2 separate regions of the Mus musculus genome follow, and region 2 is linked to region 1. A link is a loop called in an ENCODE intact Hi-C map of the cell type or tissue named here. Cell type or tissue: left cerebral cortex. All regions are shown on one strand. Each heading gives the region's core, and the rest is flanking DNA. Links, peaks and the distances in the headings are about the cores only.

The links. Peaks named below come from ENCODE experiments on the same cell type or tissue, not always from the same donor. Only the 100,000 strongest peaks of a DNase experiment are listed, where the experiment ranks them.
Region 2: it touches region 1 in a loop (2.2-fold over the local background); 1 of 42 quality-filtered maps calls a loop at or near these places.

What each region holds. Positions count from the first base shown.
Region 1 is chr5:135,076,201-135,081,575 of GRCm38, forward strand. It overlaps Vps37d (vacuolar protein sorting 37D), which reads right to left and starts at 2,066. Exons shown (of 4, transcript NM_001199677.1): 1 at 1,862-2,066; 2 at 258-429. The coding sequence starts at 1,999. In left cerebral cortex, for the core only: CTCF peaks have their summits at 2,140 (motif pointing right) and 2,348; DNase peaks (open chromatin) are centred at 1,191, 1,558, 2,125 and 2,431; H3K4me3 peaks cover 1,887 bases; H3K27ac peaks cover 766 bases.
Region 2 is chr5:135,143,276-135,148,650 of GRCm38, forward strand. No RefSeq gene overlaps it. Among named protein-coding and RNA genes, the nearest start is that of Tbl2, 3.7 kb to the right of the region's middle. In left cerebral cortex, for the core only: a CTCF peak has its summit at 2,840 (motif pointing right); a DNase peak (open chromatin) is centred at 2,524.

The sequences.
Region 1 (5,375 bases), core at 1-5,000:
AACCTAGGGCTGGTCTTGAAGTTTTGTGATCCTCCTGCCTCTGCCTCCCAAATCCTGGGATTACACACAATGGGGGACCCAGCCCAGTTCTCCATGCCTGCTTCCTCCACAGGTCAACACCTCACTCTTCCAGGAGGCCAAAACCAACTCCCTTCACACTTTGTCCAGGAGTAGGTGTGTCCCAGTCCCACCCTTAAGAACTTGGCACGAATTAAGGCCAACCCCGCCCCAAGCAGGTCTCCTGGGCCGCCCCTCACCCAGTCTCTGCAGTTTGTCTGCGCAGTTCTCAGCCACCTCTCGAAGCTCTTGGTACTTGATGGCCAGGGCTGTCCGACCCATCTCCAGGCGGGGCCGCAAGGCCAGGTTCTCCTTGGCCAGCGCGTAGTTAGAGGCCAAGCAGGCATCCCGTTCCAGCTGCAGACCCTGGAACTGCGGTGGACGAGAGCTAAGAGGCCTGGGCTCAGACTGCCCAGGGTCACCTGAAGTCCACCCTTGCACAACACCCACCACAGGCCTGGCCAAAGGCACCCCGGAGCCCCCAACCTGCAAGGGTGACAGGACCAACAGGTGGAGGGACCAGGCTTTGCCTTGCATCTTTTCTTTGGGCCCCAGTTTCTACTACAATTAAAAACAAAACAAAACATAAACAAAACAAAACAAAACAAAAAACCCGCCTAGCTCACCGAGCTGTTGTGAGACTTAAGTGAACCAAACTATGAAGGCCTCTACAAATGTTAGTTAATTTTTAATTTTTCAATTAATATGTCTGCTTAGGTCCCGGAGGGCTCCCCCCTCCCTCCTCTGTCCCATTTTCTCCGCTTGGACAGCTTGCCTCTCATACCAGGCCTTTGTCTCGCTTCCTCCTCAGGTGTTTGTGTGGAAAGCATCCCCACCCCCTGTTCTGACTCTTGGGGGAGTGATGTTTTCACCCCGAACCTTCCCAGCAACCCCCACTCAGGTCACCCTCTCATCTCTTCTACCCCCTTGTTGGCCCTCTAGTGGAACCCCACACGCCCCCGCGAACACAACACACACCCCCTTTGCTTCTGTGGTCCCCTGCCCCTGCTAGCTGCTCACCTAGCAGAAGGCAGCACTGGGGCCCTGAAGACGGCTGTTTGAGCCTGTTTCTAGGAGGGCCAAGCCTAGCTCCCCGCCCCTGGAGAATGCGCTCCCTCCATCTGTCCCCTGATCCATGCACAAGCCCCTCCTCGTCTGGCTCCTTGTAACACACACTTTCTCTTTCTGTACCCCCCTCCCGACAGACAACCAGCCCGGGCCTATGTCTCCCGTGAAATATACAACTTTCTCTTATGGTGGCCTACAGAATACAAGCCTCTGTATTCAAAGACCCATACCCAATGGCAGACACAAAGCCCCCTCCCCATCTAATGCATTACTACCCCCCCCCCATTTTCCCAGCTATCCTCCCCACCCCAGGTGTCAAGCAGGCCTTCAGTTCTCCCCCCCCAAACAAGGCGCCTCCCCTTTCTGGCCCTACAGAACGTGGGTGTGCTGAGCCAGGGCCCCCCACAACACAGCTCACCCTCCACCTCCCGCCCCCCAGAACACACCTCCCCGGAGCATCCTCGGGAGGGCACGCCTCGCGGCCATCCCGGGGTGCACGGGTGCATCCCCGGGCGCCCCCCTTCCGCACCACTCGCCCCAGGCTGGATCGGGGCGCCCCCCATCCCCCGGGGGCGGCTCCGCGGGGCCCACTCGGACGTGCCAGGCTCCCATGATCCCGAGGCCTGGCAGCTCCAGGGGGGTGGCCTCCGCTGGCTGGGTCTCCGGGTCCCCGCAGGCCGCAGCCCGACCTCTCCATCCCCCCACACCCTCCTCCTGCCCGCGCCCCCCGCGTTACCTTCCTGCTGAGCCGCACGATCCGGTCCAGCTTGGGCTCATCTTGAAGCAGATCCCGGAGCTGCCCGGTGCTGAGGATCCCAAAGCGCCCCGGGCTGCCGGGCTCCGGCCCCGCCCGCGCCGCCCGGGCCCGGTACATACCGCCCGCCCGCGCCCCCAGCTCGGCTGCTGGCTCGGCCCGATCGGCCCCGCTCCGCCCCGGCTCCGCTCCGGCTCCGCTCCGGGCTCCGGGCTCCGGCTCCAGCTCCAGCTCCGGCCGCGCGCTGCGCTGGCCGCGTTCTGCCACCAGGGGGCGCCTTGACCGCTCTTAAAGGGGCAGCCGCCGCGGCTGGCCAGACTGGGGGTGGGGCAGATAGGGGGCGGGCCGCACCCGGAGATCTCCCGCCGGGGTGTTCCCGAGCCATAGCAAACCTGTCGCTCAAAGCGGGCTCTCTCCCGAAGTCCATCCTCCCACCTATGTCTCGAAATCCAAATATCCTCTCATCTCGCCCCTTCATCCTGCCACGCTTCACCGCGGACCCTCCCACCCCAGGAGCCTACAGTTTGCAAGGTTCTTTCACATCCCCCTCTTTGGATACCTACAGCTCTCTGAGTTGGGCTGGGCGCCAAAGCCCCTGTCTGGCTGCTAACTTGGTCACGTCATTCATATCCTCTGTGCCTCAGTTTTTTTCATCTGTGAAATGGGGGATTTGAAGCACCATGAACGTTGAGATAGCGAATGCTGAGTGCCTTTGGGGCAGGGCAGGTGAATATGTAACTAACTTCCTGAGTTTCTGTTACTTTAGAGATACCGAGGCGTCACAGAGTGTTAGTGGCGCTTAGCCATAGTCTGTGTGTTTACAATGCCCTATATTCCATCCCCAACACCACCAAGAAAATAAATTAATAAAAGGTAATTTACAAAATAAAACAGATTTTAAAAATCTCAAAAGATGACATCACGTTCCTGAAGTCCTATTACTCTGATTGACAATCCTTGTTCCCCATCTACAAGGAGTCCACAGGCTAAGGCACAATCTCATTTAGTGCAACACAGAATGGCAGAGGCAGACGTGGCATAATCCCAGCACTATGATGACTGAGGCAGGGGGATTATCTAGATTTTGATACCAGTCTGGGCTTTATAGAAAGGCTCTGTCCCAAAAATACAGATGGTAGGAGCAAGAGAGATGTGAAATGTTTGTCATACCACAAGGAGGATCCGAGTTCAAGTCCTAGAACACAGGTAAGAAGCCAGACAAACCGGGCGTGATGGTGCACGCCTTTAATCCCAGCACTCAGGAGGCAGAGGCAGGCAGATTTCTGAGTGCGAGGCCAGCCTGGTCTACAGAGTGAGCTCCAGGACAGCCAGGGCTACACAGAGAAACCCTGTCTGGGAAAAACAAAACAACAACAACCAACCAACCAACAAGCATGGTTGTTCAGGTTCTTACTCACAGTACTGCAGAGGTAGCTGGACTCCCGGGGTTCCATGGTCAGCCAGCCTAGCCTGATCTATGAGGTCCAGGCCCTGTCTAAAACCAAACCAACAAACAAAAGCAGTCACAACAGCTGGGTGTTGACCTTTGTTTCCATGTGCATCTTCCCCCTGCCACGTACACATATATAATGAATGTGTTCCCTGTACACACACACACACACCACACACACACACACACACACACACACTCACTCACTCCCCACTATGAAGGCACATGACTGGTTCCAGCCAATCATAAAGACTTATGTGAAGAGGTGACAACTGAATGGGGTTTCAAAGGCTGAATAGGAGTTCTGGAGAAGATTGTAAGTCAAGGCATAGGGACCAAGAGAGCTCAATAAGGCTGTCTCTAATCCAGCTTTATCCTCCTGCCTTAGCTCCCAAGTGTTAAGATGACATGTGCGCACCACCATATCTGCTCTAACTTAGCCATAACTGAAATCCACTCATATGAAAGGACCCTACCTCTGGAAGCTGTCTCTGCCTCCCAGTGCGGGCTCCTGCCTATCCTTTCCTGTGAGTTTGCCATTCTGTTCTCCCTTGACTGTCATCCATAGTCCATCTCTGAGCGCCCTAGTCTGCTTTTTCCAAGCTGGCTATTTATTTCTGGGAGCATTTTAGGGAACTCCTGTCTGCCTCTCCCTTGGCCCTTCCTACGCTGGGCTACTAACCTTCCTCCTTAGCTGTGAGGGAGATGACAGGGAGGGTCCTGCCTTTCTGTTTATTCCTCCTCCTTCCCCCTCTCAAGTCCTAGAGACAGAAGAGATTGCTCAGCAATTAAGAGCATTTGCTACTCTTGCAGAGGACCAGGGTTTGGGACCCAGAATCCACATGGTGGCTCATAGCTGCCTGTAATTTCAGTTCCATGGGGGATCTAATGCCCTCTCCCAGCTTCCTGTGTCACCATGGCTGTGGGTTGAATTCACTCTGGCTGGAATTCACTCTGTAGACCAGGCTAGCTTGGATCTCACAGAGATCTGCCTGCCTCTGTCTCCTGAGTGCTGGGGCTAAAGGCGTACACCACCATCTCTAGCAATAAATATGTCTTTTCTTTTTCTTTTTCTTTTCTGTTTTTTAAAAAAGATCACCAGACCTTCCATGCTTTTCTCCAGAGCTCCATGTCTATCCTAGAAAGATACTTCTGCTTCTCCTGCCCCATTTCCCAGGATGCCCTTTGTGCCTGCCCTTTGTCCCGATTCTCTCTGGCCTCCTGGAAGAGTGTGACCTCTCTTCATTCAGAAGTCAACACAGACAGATGCTGCCTTGATCTGAGGATCACCTCAGCTCTCACTTCTGAGGTGACTGGCTAGCCCCTTAGTCCGTTCTGATGGCTTCTGTCTGACTCGTTCACCTTAGTTTCTGTTTAACCGACTCCCTTTTATCCCCACCCTAGCTCCAGTTTTTAAAATTTGAGGCGGTAGGAATAGAAACAGAGGACTTACCCATACAAAGCAAGTACTCTACTGTTGAGCCACGCCCCTCGATCCTCACTGGGGGATTCTAGGCAGGGGCTCTACCACTGAGCCACGCCCCCAGCCCCTCACTGGGGATTCTAGGCAGGGGCTCTACCACTGAGCCACACCCCTCACTCCTCACTGGGGGATTCTAGGCAGGGGCCCTACCACTGTGTTAGATTTCAGTCTTAGTTTTATTTTATTTTATACACAGGATCTCATCACATAGCCAAGCCTTTCCCTCTGGATTCTGGCATTACAGGTGTAGGCCAGTATGTCCCACTCCACAAGTTTTATACTTGTTTGTGTATTATTTTTGAGCAGAGGAAATATAGATTAAAGAAACGTGAGAAAAAACAAAAAGCTTGGGGGCTTCATGGAGGAATAGCACCATTCCAATTGTTCAAAATATAGTATTCATTTATTTTTATTTTTTAAAATTTTTAAAAAGATTTATTTATTTTATTTATATTGCTGTCTTCAGATACACATCAGAAGAGGGCGTCAGATCCCATTACAGATGGTTGTGAGCCACCATGTGGTTGCTGGGGATTGAACTCAGGACCTCTGGAAGAGCAGTC
Region 2 (5,375 bases), core at 104-5,103, 67 kb after region 1:
CTTCTGAGTTGCTTTTGTCATAGTGTTTTGTCATAGCAACAGCAAAGTGGCTAAGACATGCTCTGTTCTGTCTCAGCCTCCACCTTTGCAAGTACAGCCCGAACTCTACATCCTCAACTTATACTTCCCTCTATGGTCCTCCCCACTCTCCTCCATCCTGCTCGCTGTCCTCCTTCACACTCCTGTTGGCTTCAGACTAGGCTATGCACCCATGAGGGTAAGAGATGGCTGTATGCACCATCCCTCCTTAACTTGGCTAGAGGAAGATCAATCTTGGTACATGGCTGTCAGGCGTTGTCACTGGGTTCTTTTTCTTGCTTCCTTGTTGACTGTGGCCTTGCCTTGGCATCACTGTGGCCATAATACCTGACAGAAATAACTCAAGGAAAGATTTATTGGTGCTTGTGCTTTCAGATGATTGTAGCGCATTGTGGGGAAGAGATAGCTGCAGATGTGTAGAGCTAAGCCTGTTCACGTTGTGGCTAACCAGGAAGCAAAGAAGCTGGAGCCAGGATCAGACTCTAACCCCAGGCAGCTGCCCCTAGCAACCTACATCAACTGGCCAAACCCCGCTTCTAATTGTTTCTTGTACAGCTGCTTAACCAGGTCCTAAAGTCTGCCTGCTGTGGGAAGATTAAGTGAAACAAAAGTCTTCGGAGGCAAGATGGCTCAGCTCATTTGGGGGGCTTGCTGTCAAATCTGACGACCTAAATTCTATCTCCTGGACCCAAGTGGTGGAGAAAAGAGACAGCTCCCGCGGGTTGTATTCCGGTCTTCAGAGTAGTAAAGCATGTACCCTCCCATGCATCTGTACAGGAAACTTAAACACATGAACAAATACGTGTAAAATACTTGAATGGAATGTATATTGCGTGTGTACAAGTGTGCACATGTGCATGTGTTATACGCACATCTTCATGTGGGTTTGTCTATGTTGTTATAGGCACATGTAAAAGAGGCAAGAAGTTAACACCAGGTGTCTTTCTCCATCAATTCCCAACTTCTCCCACCTGCTTTTCTAATGAGTTTTTATTAGTAGTCATATTAAAATTCTGCATCCCAGGATAGGGACTATCGTGTACCCAGAGACAGAAAGGGAACAAGATGCAGCCAGCACGTCTTATGTCAGCAGCTTCTGGTCTAGTTCCGGTTGGGACATGGCTGTCCAAAGGGTCATTCTGATGGTTGTTTAGACTAGATACCAACACTCATGGCGCTGACTCCTAAAGATGCCCCCTTGGGGTAGTGAGCTCAGGGTGACTCTTAGCAAACTCCCAGCTTCTGTCGTGAGATCGGGTTTCTCACTGAACCTGGAGCTGGCTAGTTCAGCTAGACTGGTTAATTAGCAAGCCTCACTAGTCTGCTTATCTCTGATACACACTCTACCATGCCTGGCTTTTATGTGGGTGCTGAGGAACTAAACTCAAGCCTTATGCTTATGGACCTAGAATCCTAATCTAACGACTAAAAACAAAACAAACAAACAAAAAAAAACTCACTGGAAATGTAGACTAGGGAAAGTTGGAAAATGAGTGAGAAAGACAACTGATATTAACTTCTTGCTGGTACATGTATTTATACAACTGTAAACATGGGCACACACGTGTGCAGAGAGATTAATTTCATTCGCCAAACACTTTAGTGACTGAGCCATTCCCCCAGCCCCAAAATACTTCTTTACAGAGAAAATGTCACCCCAGCATTGATAATGGATGCTTGTGATCCCAGCACCGGGAAGACTGAGACAGGATGTTCGTGAGTTCGAGGCCAGCCTAGACTACCTAGGGAATTCAAAGCACATTATTATTATCCTGTCTCAGAGAATCAAACCAAACCAAATATTTTAGTTTGTTTTTCTATTGTTTGATGAAGACCCAAAGCAACTTAGAGAGGAAAGGAGTTATTTGGTTTATACTTCCATGTGACAGGCCGGATGTGGTGGCTCACGCCTTTAATCCCAGCACTTGGGAGGCAGAGGCAGGCGGATCTCTGAGTTCGAGGCCAGCCTGGTCTACAGAGTGAGTTCCAGGACAGCCAGGGCTACACAGAGAAACCCTGTCTCAAAAACAGACAGACAGACAAACAAACTTCCATGTGACAGGCAGTCATTGAAGTGAGCCAATGCAGGATCTCCTGGGGGCTAGAACTGAAGCAGAGACCATGGAGGGTGCTGGCTCCTGCCTCGATCAGTTACCTTTCTTACACAGCCCAGCCCCACATGCTCACGAGTGGAACTACCTGCGGTGTGTGTCCCTCCCCCAGTCACTAATTAAGAAAATGTCCCACTGGCATGGGTAAGAGGTAGTCTGATTGAATCCCTTCCTCAACTGAGATCCCCTCTTCCCAGACAACTGGAGTTTGTATCAAGTTGACAAAAAAAAAAAAAAAAAAAAAGTAACCAGCATAACAAGCAAAGACCCAGACAGCTTTATCTGTAGATGGCAGAGACCAGCACTCCCCACCGCACTGTCCAGAACTGAATCGATGCCAGTTCCCAGAAAAGAGCAAAAGGGAAGGAAGTGAGTCCTCTCTGCTCTGACTGGATGGAGTTCCTCACCAGAGGTAGCCAACGTGTCTATGTCTGTCTGCTTCTGTCATTGCTGGTGTCCTTAGAGGGTCCATCTGTGAGGCCAGGCAGCTGGAGTGTGGTGGGGTTAGTGCAGGCTGGCCCATTGTGAGCTTATAGGCTTGCTGTGGATGTGGGGACCAGGCAACCTGCAGGGCATACCAGTTTTAGGAACATTCCTGTCTAATGAAGCACATCTAATCCAAATGTTATCTTTCAAGATAAGTCTTTTAAAAAAAGATTTATTTATGTATAAGTACACTGTTGCTGTCTTCAGATACACCAGAAGAGGGCATGAAACCCAATTACAGATGGTTGTGAGCCACCATGTGGTTGCTGAGATTTGTACTCAGGACCTCTGGAAGAGCAGTCAGTGCTCTTAACCACTGAGCCATCTCTCCAGCCCTCAAGATATATCTTAATGGTGAATTCTGTAGATGATATCAATGTCATATATATCAAAATCAATTTCTGGTTGTATCTGGCTATTTTTTTTTTTGAGATTTTAATTGGAGAAAATGGACTGAAAGGGTCCATAGGACTTCACTGTTCCTTTTTCTCTAATGGCCACCTTTTTTTTTTAAAAAAAAAATTATTCATTTAATGTATATGAGTACACTGTTGCTGTCTTCAGACACACCAAAAGAAGGTATCAGATCGCTGGGCGGTGGTGTCGCACGCCTTTAGTCCCAGCACTTGGGAGGCAGAGGCAGGCAGATTTCTGAGTTCGAGGCCAACCTGGTCTACAAAGTGAGTTCCAGGACAGTCAGGGCTATACAGAGAAACCCTGTCTCAAGAAAAAAAAAAAAAAAAAAAAAAAAAAGAAGGTATCAGATCCCATTATAGATAGTTGTGAGCCATTGTGTGGTTGGTGGGAATTGAACTCAGGTCCTCTGGAAGAGCAGTCAGTGCTCTTAGGTGCTGAGCCATCTCTCCAGCCCCTAATGGTCACCTTTTAAAAATCTTTTTTTTTTTTTTTTTTAAATTACGGTTCCTCACTTGTGTGTTGAGGGGATGGTGCATGCTCGTGGTGGTTATGCAGTGTCTGTGTAGGTCAGAAGACAACTTGGAGTTTGTTCTCTCGGTCATCTGGGCCCTGGAACTCAATTTCAAGTTGTCAGGCTTGGTGGCAAGTGTTTTTTAATCTGCTGAGCCATTGTGGCTGGACTTGAACTCAGGATCTCCCTGCCTCTAACGCCCGAATGCTGGGATTACAGACAAATGTAATTTATTTTTAAATAAACTAGTTCTAAAATGATGTGCTTGGTGGAGCGTGCCTGTATTCACAGTACTTTGGAGGAAAAGGATTACTTCAAGTTCAAGGCCTTCTTGGCCTACAAAGTGAGTTCCAGGCCATCCAGGATTACACAGTGACTCTGTCTCAGCACCCCAAAATTAAAAGTAAAACAAAACACAAAACAAAATAAAAAAAAACAAGCTGGGCGTGGTGGCGCATGCCTTTAATCCCAGCACTCGGGAGGCAGAGGCAGGCAGATTTCTGAGTTCGAGGCCAGCCTGGTCTACAGAGTGAGTTCCAGGACAGTCAGGGCTATACAGAGAAACCCTGTCTCGAAAAAAAAAAAAAAAAATCAAATCAAACCAAAAAGTTCCTATAATCCTAGTTTTCAGAAGAGTGAGGAAGGAGGGTTGTCACAAATTTATGGCCAGTCTGGGCTACAATACTGAGACCCTGTTTTAGGACAAAACAAAAATTTTCTCTTTGAGCTGAGATGTCTTAGTGGGTAAAGCATTTACTTTGTATGTAGATTGGAGTTTGGGTATCAGAAACCATCCTAAACACTGGGTGGGTATGTCATGTCAGCCTGCATGAGGGAGAGTAGGAGAAATTGGTTAATCAGAATAGCTGAAATTGTACAATACTGATTTAGCAAGATACCCTGCCCCAATACTCACCATATAAGGTGGAGAGCCATCTGGAAAACCAACAGACATCAATATCTGGCCTCCATACATGTGCTCTCGAGTGCGTGTGCACACGCACACACATCTGAACACATGTAAACTCACACTCATGTATGACATACACACATATATATGTACATATGAAAACACATTTTCTTTTGGAAGTCTCACTGTGTAGCTTTCTCTGGCCTGGAGTATGCTTGAGTACACCAGACTGGCCACAGATTCAAAAGCAATCCACCTGTCTCTGCTTCCCAAGTGCCGGGATTAAAGGAATATGCCCCCACAATTGGTGTAAAACACATACATACTCACAACCTTTTCAGGGACTAGATAATAGCCTCCATTGTAGAGCAGCTGCTTAGCATAATGATTGTCCAAGATTCAATCTCTAGCATGGCCAAAACGTAATTATATCTTTTTCGACATCCCTTTCTCTCTTCAGGCCACCCCCAAATCTAGGTACTTATCACCTCCCTGGAGGATTTTTGCAGCAACTTCCAGTTTATTTTGTAGTTGTTGTTGTGCGTCTCACATAGCTCAGCTTGCCCTGGAACTCGAAATGTATTCTAAGAAAACCTTGAATTTCTGATCTTCCTGCCTCCTACTCCCAAGTGTGGAATTATAGGCTATTACTACTACACCGGGTTTATGGGTTGCTGAAGGAACTCAGCTTTCTGCAAGCTAGTCAAATACTCTTCCAATGGAGTTACATCCCTAGCCACAACATGATTGTAAGTTTTGGTTTTGTTGTTTCTCTCCGCATCGCTGGGGAATCGAACCCACGTTCTTGTACAGAATTAATAAGTGATCTCCCTGGTTTGCTTTCTACCTTCAGTCTTTGTTCAAAATACTCCATGGATTTTGCTCCGGGCCTTCCTATGAT